2 separate regions of the Mus musculus genome follow, and region 2 is linked to region 1. Evidence: chromatin loops called from intact Hi-C (ENCODE). Cell type or tissue: left cerebral cortex. All regions are shown on one strand. Links, peaks and the distances in the headings refer to the core of each region. The heading gives the core; the rest is flanking DNA. Region 1 overlaps Igfbp6 (insulin-like growth factor binding protein 6). Region 2 holds the start of Csad (cysteine sulfinic acid decarboxylase).

Region 1 (5,369 bases), core at 1-5,000:
CGCTGGGATGCAGACTGGTTGTCGCGGGGGCTGCGTGGAGGAGGAAGACGCGGGATCGCCTGCAGACGGCTGTACAGAAGCCGGAGGCTGTCTCAGGAGAGAGGGACAACCGTGCGGGGTCTACAGCCCTAAGTGCGCCCCAGGACTGCAGTGCCAACCCCGAGAGAACGAAGAGGCGCCTTTGCGGGCGCTGCTAATCGGCCAGGGCCGCTGTCAACGCGCCAGAGGGCCGTCGGGTGAGTCCATGTCTCCCCCCTCCCTCCCCGCTTCCCACCTGCCTACCTGAGATAGGAGAAGCAAGTCTCTCCTGGTAGGAATCTGGACAGATGCAGGTTGGGCAGCCTCTTCAAGCCTCTGGGACCGGCCCATTGGTTCTTCCTGGGCCTTGAGTGGAACGTGAAGTGGAAACGTCAGGGGACAGCTATAAGGCTGATAGGGGCACCTTAGAATAAGCAAGAGAGATGTCTGAATTCTCCTCTGCTCTCCCTTTCCCTTATCTATTTTCTCCAAAGGGAAAGAGACGTATGTAGGCGGAGGATGGAGGATTTGAGTTTCAGCTTTCCTCTATACCCCGCAGGGTCAACGCCATGGCTCTCCAGGCTCACACTGGAGACAGGACCTAGATTCCTTATGGAGGAGGAGGAAAGGGAATCTCAAACTCTAGTTCCACACACTAAGAAATGTCTCCTGCTCCTCCTTCAGTGCCACTGTGAACGGCAGTGGGCATCGGGAGCATCGGCACCGGGGGAGTAAACACAGTGGGCAGCGGGCACCGGGGGTAGCAGGCACTGCAGACGGTGGGCACGGGGGCAGTGGACACCGGGGCAGTGAGCAGGCCCTAGAGGGCCTGGGGAGGGCTGAAGAAGTGGGAAGAGAAGGAATCTGCCAAATCAGACTTATGATTTAAACCTGGTAGGAATTGGATGCCCTCCAGCCCCACCCTATCCCAGGGATGAACACAGAAGACTGAGTCATTGGGTGGGTGGGACTAGAGTGAGTCAGCACCCCAAAGATGGGGGTGAAGAGCAACGGGAGATGGAAGATAGCAAGTCCCTGGTTTTTCCATAGAAAGGGATGAGAAATGAATTTGGATCATTTGGCAGTGCAGGCCTGCCATTCCAGTGCTTAGGGGTGGAGGCGGGAAGGTCAGTCAGTGTCAGCCTTGGCTACATAATCTCAGGCCAGCCTACACACACACACACACCATACACACAGAGGCACACACATACACACACATGCACACACATGCACACATGAATATATACACAAGAATACATGCATGCATGCACATACACACATACACGCATGCACGCACATGCATACATGAGTCCCCCCACATGTGCATTGGCACATACGCATGCACATACATATATACACACATGAGCACACACAAGCACACACATACACACAGGAACACACACGAGCACACTGGAGTGAGGGGTTGAAGCTCCAGTTTCTAGTGTCAGAGCTCAGGGTTCTAGGGCTCCTCTGAGAAGGTGTGTTTTGGTTGGAGAAGGCAGTTTGAAGCATCATCCCAGTTTGGCATTAAATGGGGGGAGTGAGGGACAAGGTCTGAGGAAGATATGGTACCCAGACAGACAACAGCGTTGACACTGCAGAGGGAACGGAGTAAGAACATGTGTGAGCTTATCTTTTGGCATGTTGCGTCAGCTCAGCCTTTTCCTAGCTATGGCTTACTTGCGTCCTGAGCTTTTCCCAGGACCCCAGAAGCTCTCCAGAGCCAGATGCACCCTGCAGGTTGGAAACCTTTTATTTTCTGCCCCTTCTGCAACCTTCAATTTGTCCTGGTTAAGGGTTGAACCCAAGCGTTCCTAGACCACTAGGGTTGAGCTGAGACAAAAAAGGAAGAGGTCCCCATGTTTTTTGGTTTTTTTGTTTTTTTGTTTTTTTTGTTTTTTTTTTTTTTTTTTTGGAGACAGGGTTTCCCTGTGTAGCCCTGGCTGTCCTGGAACTCACTCTGTAGACCAGGCTGGCCTCGAACTCAGAAATCTGCCTGCCTCTGCCTCCCAAGTGCTGGGATTAAAGGCGTGCGCCACAACTGCCGGGTTGTTGTTTTTTTTTAAGATTTATTTATTTATTATATGTAAGTACGCTGTAGCTGTCTTTAGACACACCAGAAGAGGACGTCAGATCTCGTTACGGATGGTTGTGAGCCACCATGTGGTTGCTGGGACTTGAACACTGGACCTTTGGAAGAGCAGTCGGGTACTCTTACCCACTGAGCCATCACACCAGCAAGAGGTCCCCATGTAAGGCCCTCAAAGTAACATCTCAGGGCTGGGAGGGGTGGACTGACTTACTGAGGGGTCATGTCAGGGACATTCCACTGGATCCTTATTGACACCCTCTTATCTCCCCCCCACACACACACACACCTCACACACACTGTACAAATCCACTGTTCTTTTGCCCATCTTTCTGGGCTGGTGTGCCCTCTTCTGGCCTCTAGTGGAATAGGCAGGTCTTTTCAAAGGAATCCTGAAGGTTGAAAATATCCAACACTACTTTGTACTCATGGGATTTGGGGGAGGGTTGTGGGGGGTGAGACGGGTTCTCCATGTAGCCCTGACTATCCTGGAAATCACTTTGTAGACCAGACTGGCATTAAACTCACAAATCTGCCTGCCTCTGCCTCCTGAGTGCTGGGACAAAGGCATACGCCACTATCAGCTAGGATTTTATTTTTATTTCACATGTGTGGGTGTTTTGCCAGCAAGTATGTCTGTCTGTATGAGTATGTCTGTGTACCACATGGCTACACAGGGGTACCACAGGTTACAAATGGGGTTGGATTCCCAGTAACTAGAGTTACAAACAGCTGTTATGAGACACCGTGAGGGTGCTGAGGAATTGAACTCTGGTCCCCTGGAAGAGTAGCCAGTGCTCTTAACTGCTGAGCCATCTTTTCAGCTCCTGTTGAATAGACTAGACTGGCCATGGACCTGTGACAGTTCTCTTACCTAGGCTTCCCAAGTGCTGGGATTATAGGTACACACCACCATACCCAGCAGTATAGTTTGTTAGAGGGAGAAATTGCAGTTAGGGTAAAGCCAGGAGAGACTGAATCCTTCAGTCCCTCTCACTTTACTGGTAGAAGTGGACCTAGGTTCCGAGGCTGCTGGTCTCTGCTCTGACTGATCTCTGATTTCCCCTCCCACTCTTCCTGTGGCCACAGAGGAGACTACAAAGGAGAGCAAACCCCAAGGAGGTGCCTCCCGCTCTCGTGACACAAACCACAGAGACCGGCAGAAGAATCCACGGACCTCTGCTGCCCCTATACGGCCCAATCCTGTTCAAGATAGTGAGATGGTGCGTGGGGGGGTGGTAGGGAAGGCAGAGGGCTGGAGATTTCCACTGGACTCAAGGAAGTCTGGACCAGGCAGGCTCCTAGAATCCTGAGTACCGCCCTCACCCACCCCTGTCCTTCTCTAGGGCCCCTGCCGCAGACACTTGGATTCAGTACTGCAGCAGCTCCAGACTGAGGTCTTCCGAGGCGGAGCACGTGGGCTCTATGTGCCAAACTGTGACCTCAGAGGCTTCTACCGAAAGCAGCAGGTGAGAAGAAGCTGCCTGTCCTCTGTGCAAGCTCTGTGCGCGGCAGTGAGGAAGGGTACTTGATGCAAAGCTGCAAAAAGGATGCTGGTTCTGCTGGAGCATGTCTCCAAAAACAACAGCCAGGTGGTGGAGAGAGGCAGGTGGATCTCTGTGAGTTCGAGGCCAGCCTGGTCTATGTAGTGAGTTCCAGGACAGCCGGAGCTACACAGAGAAACCCTGTCTGGAAAAACCAAAACCAGCCAAACAGCAACCAAAAAAAGGATGGATACACACACACACACACACACACACACAAAACTATTTCTTCCAATTTTAAGACCCACATAGATATGAAAAACATCAGGAAGATTGTAACTTCAAGACTTGCCTAGGCTACAAGTGAAGGGCTGGTAGGAAGACAGAGGGCTGGAGATTTCCACAGGAGATCTTTCCATGGACTTGAGGAAGCCTGGACCAGGCAGGCTCCTAGAATTCTGAGTGAGTTCAAGTCCAGCCTGGGAAATTTCACGAGCCTCTGTCTCAAAACAAAATGTAAAATGAAAAGAAGTTTATAGCTCGTTGGCAAAGCTCTGCTTAGCAGTACTGTGGGCTCCATCTCTAGCGTGATCTGAAAGAAAAACAAAGGCCAACAATTGCAATGGGAGACTTAAAGTCTCTTCTAGGATAAGGCCTTGTGGTGGCCTCAAATGGGAGCCCTGGGGAATCACCTGGAGGCGTCTGAGCTGGTGCTGGTGGAGCCCCTTCTGCATTTTGTGACTCAGTAGGTCTGGGCTAGCCTGTGAACACAAGTTTCTAACATAAGTGATGTTGGGCTGTTGACAGAAACTGCATTTTGAAAGCTATTGCTCTGGCCTAGCAGAGTGGGCCCTATTCAGTAGGTAAAGCAACTAAGAGCTCTCAGATGCTTTCCTGCTCAAAGCCTGGACCTCACCCTGACCTGCACCTCTCTCCCCAGTGTCGTTCCTCGCAGGGGAATCGCCGTGGCCCCTGCTGGTGTGTGGATCCGATGGGCCAGCCTTTGCCAGTGTCTCCAGATGGTCAAGGAAGCACTCAGTGCTCTGCCAGGAGCAGTGGGTGAAGCCCCGAGGGAGCCTCCAGGACGCCAGCAGGAACAGGGGGCTGTCATTTGAGCTGTATGTGAAGCAATGAATAACTCTGTGCCCCAAGACCCACCTTCACGCCCCACCCCATTGTCCCTGTCACCCTTGGGCCTTTACACAGCTAGTTAGAAAGATTGCTGTTGGCTTGTGTACTAATAAAACAGTATTGGGGGGGTGTCTCTGGCTTACGTCTCTGCGTCTGTCTCATTCAGATCTGGGGCCTCGTGCTCACTGTCTCCCATTGGTCATAGTGTTTCTACCTTCCCTGCAGAGCACAGCCAGCCTCTTCCATTGCCCTTGGAATACAGTAGACTGCCACTGCCACAGGCAGCAAGCCCTTTCTTTATCCTCACCCGGATACCCACCCGGAGCTCCCTTGTGGGACTGACTGAGATCCTGGCCTCAGTCCGAGATCACAGTGATTACAATCTTGCTTCTATCACTGACCTCTGGACTGATGGAGGAGGAGGATTAATAGTTAATCCCCAGCAGGAATTTGCCAAAGTGGAACTCCCAAGGCACTCACCTGCCCTACTGCCTACCAGAAAGAAACAAATGTGCTCAGGCTCTGTATGGTTTATCCAGACTACCTCCAGACTACCTTATTTGTGCTGGCAATCACCTGATGACGTAGGGACATTTTGTCCCATAATTTTTTTTTTTTTTCAGAAGAAGCTTAAAAAGTTTGGTCCA
Region 2 (5,369 bases), core at 141-5,140, 56 kb after region 1:
AAGCTGGGCTCACACTCACCTTGTAGCTGAGGATTAGCTTTTAAGTTTCAGATGCTCCTGCGGCTCCCTCCCAGCTCAAATCACACCTTCACTAGGAACTGCTGCCTGGGTGGGGTTTGTTTTATTTGTTTAATTTTGTTTTTCCACCTTGGGGCAGTCTCACTGTGCTGTTCTGGCTTGTGAATTCCTGGGTTCAGGTGAGTCTCATGCTTCAACCTCCTGGGCAGCTGAGGCTACAGGTCTGGATCATCTCACGCAGCTTTTGTTACGAAACAATTCTTAAAATGTGAACTCACTTAGGTATCTATCATGGACTATCTGCTGGGTTTGAAACCCAATACTCCAGGGTGAGGCAGGAGGAATGTAAGAGACTTTGAAGCCAGTGTGAGCTACAGAGTAAGAACCTATTTCAAACAAAAACAGAAAATAAAATACAGTGTATAGTACATTTTAGGTGACAAAAAAAAAAGTATGAACACAGAAAAAGTGTCTCATTGTACTGAGTTCACCAAACCAATAAGACCTGGGGAGTAGTAGAGAATAGTAGAACACTCAGGGGCTGGGGCTGGAGAAATGGCTCAGCGGTTAAGAGCACTGGCTGCTCTTCCAGAGGTCCTGAGTTTAATTCCCAGCAACCACATAGTGGCTCACCATCTGTAATGGGATCCAATGCCTTCTTCTTGTGTGTCTGAAGACAGTGATGGTGTAACTCATATACATAAAATAACGAAATCTTAAAAAAAAAAAAAACAACTCAGTAGCTGACAGCTTGTCTAACATGAGCCAGACCATGAATTCCAACAAGTCCCACTATCAAAAATATAACAACAGGGACTAGAGAGCTGGCTCAGCAGTTGAGAGCACTGGCTGCTCTTCCAAAGGACCTAGGTTCAATTCCCAGCACCCTTGTGGTGGCTCATATTGTTACTTCAGGTGGCCCATAAGCATCAGTAACTCCATTCTAAGTATATTCCACACCCTTGCCTGGCCTCTAAGGGTACCAGGCACTCAAGTGTTACACAGACATACACGTAAGCAACACATGCATACACACATAAAAACAAAAAATTTAAATATCTAGTAATAAGAAACAATAACAAGAGTGATTATCTTCAAGAGCTTGGCTAGAAGAAAAAATTATGTAGTTTTGTATTCTATAGACTGGCAATGGATTAGGTGGTTCTTTGTTTTCTAAAGATTGTGGGGGCTGGAGAGATGGCTCAGTGGTTCAAATCCCAGCAACCACATGGTGGCTCACAACCATCCGTAATGAGATCTGACTTCCTCTTCTGGAGTGTCCAAAGACAGCTAGAGTATACTTACATATGATAAATAAATAAATCTTTAAAATAAATAAACAAACAAACAAATAAATAAATAAAGTTTGTGTATCTCTAGCTGGTAGAACTTGCTATGTATACCAGGTTGGCCTTAAACTCACAGGGATTGGCCTGCTCTGCCTTTCAGGTGCTGGGATTAAAGATATTTGTCACACTCCCCTGCTTTTTTTTTTTGTTTTTTGTTTTGTTTTTTTATTTTTCCAAGACAGGGTTTCTCTGTGTAGCCCTGGCTGTCCTGGAACTCACTCTGTAGACCAGGCTGGCCTCGAACTCAGAAATCCACCTGCCTCTGCCTCCCAAGTGCTGGGATTAAAGGTGTGTGCCAACAACACCCGGCTACACTCCCTTGCTTAAGCTAATGTTTAAAACTGTATGATTGTTTCTGATGTGACTCTGTCCATGCAAGTTCAAGAGCCTGTACACACCTGGACTGCTTATTCCTTTAGAAGCAAGGTCTCTTCCCCAACCTGGGGCTCTAATTTTCTCAGTTAAGGTGGAATCCAGCAAGTCCAGGGGATTCTCCAGTCTCCACCTTTGTCAGAGCAGGCTTGTTAACCTGGAAAACAGAATCCAAACTCTGGTCCTAGTTTCCCAGCAAGCACTCTTAACAGCTGGGTCATCTCTTCAGGTCCCTACATTTGTTTTAAAAACATTCCTGGTGACATGTCTCTCCATTTTATGTCAGTTTCAGAATGACCCTAAGGGAAATGGAACTTACTTTAGTGGTGTAAAAGGTACAGGACTGTGGTTAGGAATCCATATGCTTTTTGGATAGTGTCTTACTGTCACTTAAACTCACCAGACAGCAGTTAGAATAGAAACTGGGACTTAAGTGGAATTCACGTTTCCTTCTGCCAAGTGTGCACTTAGAATAGTCCTATCTTTTAGCAGAACTCCTCTCTAATGCTACAAGTGGGGCGCTAGTATTCGAGGATAGGCTCAAATTTCCAAAGGGGGCCTGGCCCAGAGGACAACACGCACTTCCAAATCTCCAACAAGACTAGTCCACTGAAGGGAAAAAAGGCCTTTTCTTGAAAGGAAGCCTAGTTTGGCTAGGTCAAGACTGCGGGGCCGGAGCACGTTTGCCTTGGCTATTGAGGGAACTCACTGAGACTCACATGCAGATTGTGGTTTAGTGTGTACCGCAGGACTGCGCAACGGCTCAACTCTCCTCCCAGCTGACCTCAGTCTGCAGGTCTGCACCCCACAGCAGCAGGCACCGGAAAAACAGACCTCACCAAGCTTTAAAAAAAAGATCAGAGGTACGAACTGTCCCGGCTTCTACCTGGGGCGTCAGGAGAGAGACGGAGATTCTGCAAGAATCAACCAGCGCACCTAGCGAACCTTCTCAAAGAACACTCAGTACCTAAAGGTTCCCTAAAGGTTCCAGGCGAGCCTGGGAGCTGCCCTCAGTGAAGATGGCGGCCGGGGCGCTCGCGCGCCACGGCGCAGGCGCCGCCCTTCGCACCACCCTCCTCCGGTCCTCCGGGCCGTCCCCCTCCCGCTCGCCAGCTGCAGCTCTCCGCGCGTCCCCAGCCTCACCCCTTTTCGGAGGGCCCCCCCTCCTGTCCCGGCTCCGGAGCCCGGAAGTGGATGTGGCCGCTTGGCAAAGAGGGGGAGGGGGACGGAGAAGTGCTTCCGGGGAAACGGGCCCCGGGTTGGTGTTTGTAAACTTGCCTCGGTCCCGACGCGGGGAGCGGCGGCCGCGGGCTTGGCACGGGGTGCCTGGGGCCTGGAGGGGGCGCCGCGCGGCGGAGGAGACGGCGGGAGGCCGCGCCAGGCAGGTAGGCGCGCGCCGCGGGGAGGCAGCGTCGAGCGGGCGGGCGAGCGGGCGGACAGCAGCTCGCAGGCCGTGGGGCGCCGCGCGCGAGGGGGGAGGGGAGCGCGGCGGAGGAGGGGCGCGCGGCGGAGGGAGGGGGCGCGAGGGGAGGGCCGCCGCCGCCCCGCCCCCCACCGCCCCGCCGGGAGAGGGGGCCTTGCCCGGGAAGGGGGGGGGAAGCGCGGGCGCGAGCACGCAGGTCGCGCGCGGCTCGGCGCTCCCGGGGCTGCGCGCTGCGGCTGCCTGCAGAGCGCGCGCACACACGCCCGCCCTCCGCCTCCGCGGCGGCGAATTTACGAACCTTCGGGCGGACTCCGAGCGACGCTCACGTGCGGGCACTGCCAGCCACCCCGGCGCTCGGCGGAGGCCTCCCGAGCTTCCTTCCAACACAGTTCTGCCCTCGTCTGTGGAGTGCCAGCTTTGCAGGCCGGCCCACTCCGCACAAAAGCCCCAAAGGGCCTCCGCCCCCTTCTTCCGTTCCTAAGATGGCAAATCCCAGCTCTTACTCTCTTGGCAGATCCTCTCTATAGGAGGCCCAACTTACTTTTGCTCCCGTTGGCTGCTCTTTCGGCCCAGGAGGCCAGTTTCTTCTACTGACCTAGAAAGAAAGCTCTCGACTCATGTCCTCCTTTTGAGCTTCAGAACGCCCAGCAAAATAAGTTGAGGGAGCTTCGATCGTTGTTTGGCCTGAAGATGTTACACCTAAGGGCCTCATCTCCCTTTCTGGTTTCAGGTTTCTGGAACAGACCTAGAGCTTCACCAAGAGAATTCAACTTGGAAACCAAGACTGGTAGACTCTCGTTTCTTCCGACAAGAGGCAGAAGTCAGAGAGAGACTGCGGATTCTTGGGACACCTGTTTTCCTTTTGGAGGACACCGAGTTCTTTGAGAAGACAGTTCAATATGGCAAAGGAACTGAAAGAACGGGGAGGAGCCGTTACTGTGATTTGGTGACGGTTCTTCAGACAACCAGTGTCTTAAGGAAAACTGGGACAGAGAACTTCTGAACTTTTTGGGTTCGTTAAGTGAGAAGTCAGCATGGCTCAGGTAAAAAGCTCTCGAGTCCTCCTTCAAGACCGTTCACTGGGAAGCCTCTTTGCAGTGTCACCCTTGAATTCTGCCTTAGCCAACAGTATTGACCATCCCCAGTGAGCCGAGCTCTGTATTAAGCGCCAGGGGGAGATCTAGAGGAAGGAAAGGAGACAGGCCACAGCCCCTGCCTTCAGGGAGCTTCCAGTCAAATGAAGGAGGTAGGCTATATATCACGTCACAGGCACTGATGGGCCATTGGCAAAGCACCTTGTACCCGGTGTACTTTTGGTACGTGAAGTACTCGGGCATAAGGGAGTGTATAGTCTGGTGAATGCTTCATTTGTTTTTTTTTCCCAACAGGAATTTTATTGAGCTCCTGTTACATGCACGGCATTGTGTTTGGAATACAAAGATGAATAAGATTGCCCTTGTCCCCAGTAAGCTCCCAGGCTAGTTGGGGGGAGGGGGAGGGATGACGGCAAGACAGTCTGTTATTTATTATTTTTATATTCACGGTGCCCTGCGTGATAGCTGGCTGGTACTAGAGACTCTGAATCAGTTGACTAAAGGAGTTCTCAGTGATAGAAGGATTGTGACTGCGTGGTGGTACCTCTGCCTGGATGGGGGGGGGGGGGGGGAAGGAAGCCTGCAGGTAGCATAGGATTTTGCTAGAGAAGTCAACAGAGAAGGGCACTCAGACAGAGGGAGGGGCTTAGAGGGATGGGACACCACTGGATGGTTTGGTGGGTAGTTAAGGAGCAAAGGATTACAAATGGGGGATCATTAGATGGGGTTAGGTAACGAAGGATGGGGGGTTACTTCCTAGAGAAGTCAGTGGAATGTGGTCCAAGGGCTTTTTGTGCTTTTCCTAAGGAGTTAGACATTATTATCCAGGGAGTGGGGAGTCCCCGAAGAATGTTAAACTCCAAAGTAATGTGGTCCAGAAGATAGCTGTTTTTGTGAAGGTGGCAGATGGTTTGGAAGGACCAGAGGGACGGAGGGACCGTTGTAGTCTTCTGAATGGAGAGCCGTGCGCTTCTCTGAGCTTTCTCTGAGGAAACCAGTCTCACCAGGACGGCAGCCTGAGTGTAGAGGGGTTGGCTTTCTTCCAAGTGCTGCAGCATGCCTCTGGGTCTCTTCCTTTGTCTGTCTGCAGCGTACTCCACAGCATCGTGCTCA

Evidence for each region. Peaks named below come from ENCODE experiments on the same cell type or tissue, not always from the same donor. Only the 100,000 strongest peaks of a DNase experiment are listed, where the experiment ranks them.
Region 2: a loop joins it to region 1, with 2.2 times the contacts of the local background. A loop is called at or near these places in 1 of 42 quality-filtered maps.

What each region holds. Positions count from the first base shown.
Region 1 is chr15:102,144,649-102,150,017 of GRCm38, forward strand. It overlaps Igfbp6 (insulin-like growth factor binding protein 6), which reads left to right. Exons shown (of 4, transcript NM_008344.3): 1 at 1-236; 2 at 3,197-3,330; 3 at 3,454-3,576; 4 at 4,532-4,864. The coding sequence ends at 4,654. Among named protein-coding and RNA genes, the nearest start is that of Igfbp6, 3.1 kb to the left of the region's middle. In left cerebral cortex, for the core only: a CTCF peak has its summit at 2,463 (motif pointing left); DNase peaks (open chromatin) are centred at 541, 967 and 2,446; H3K4me3 peaks cover 1,323 bases; H3K27ac peaks cover 1,261 bases.
Region 2 is chr15:102,200,679-102,206,047 of GRCm38, forward strand. Csad (cysteine sulfinic acid decarboxylase) reads right to left here and starts at 4,374. Exons shown (of 18, transcript NM_001359126.1): 1 at 3,461-4,374; 2 at 2,459-2,582; 3 at 1,766-1,896. Zfp740 (zinc finger protein 740) reads left to right here and starts at 2,967. Exons shown (of 8, transcript NM_001289691.1): 1 at 2,967-3,124; 2 at 3,893-4,408; 3 at 4,551-4,627. In left cerebral cortex, for the core only: a CTCF peak has its summit at 2,767; DNase peaks (open chromatin) are centred at 2,861, 3,535, 4,482 and 4,591; H3K4me3 peaks cover 3,183 bases; H3K27ac peaks cover 2,387 bases.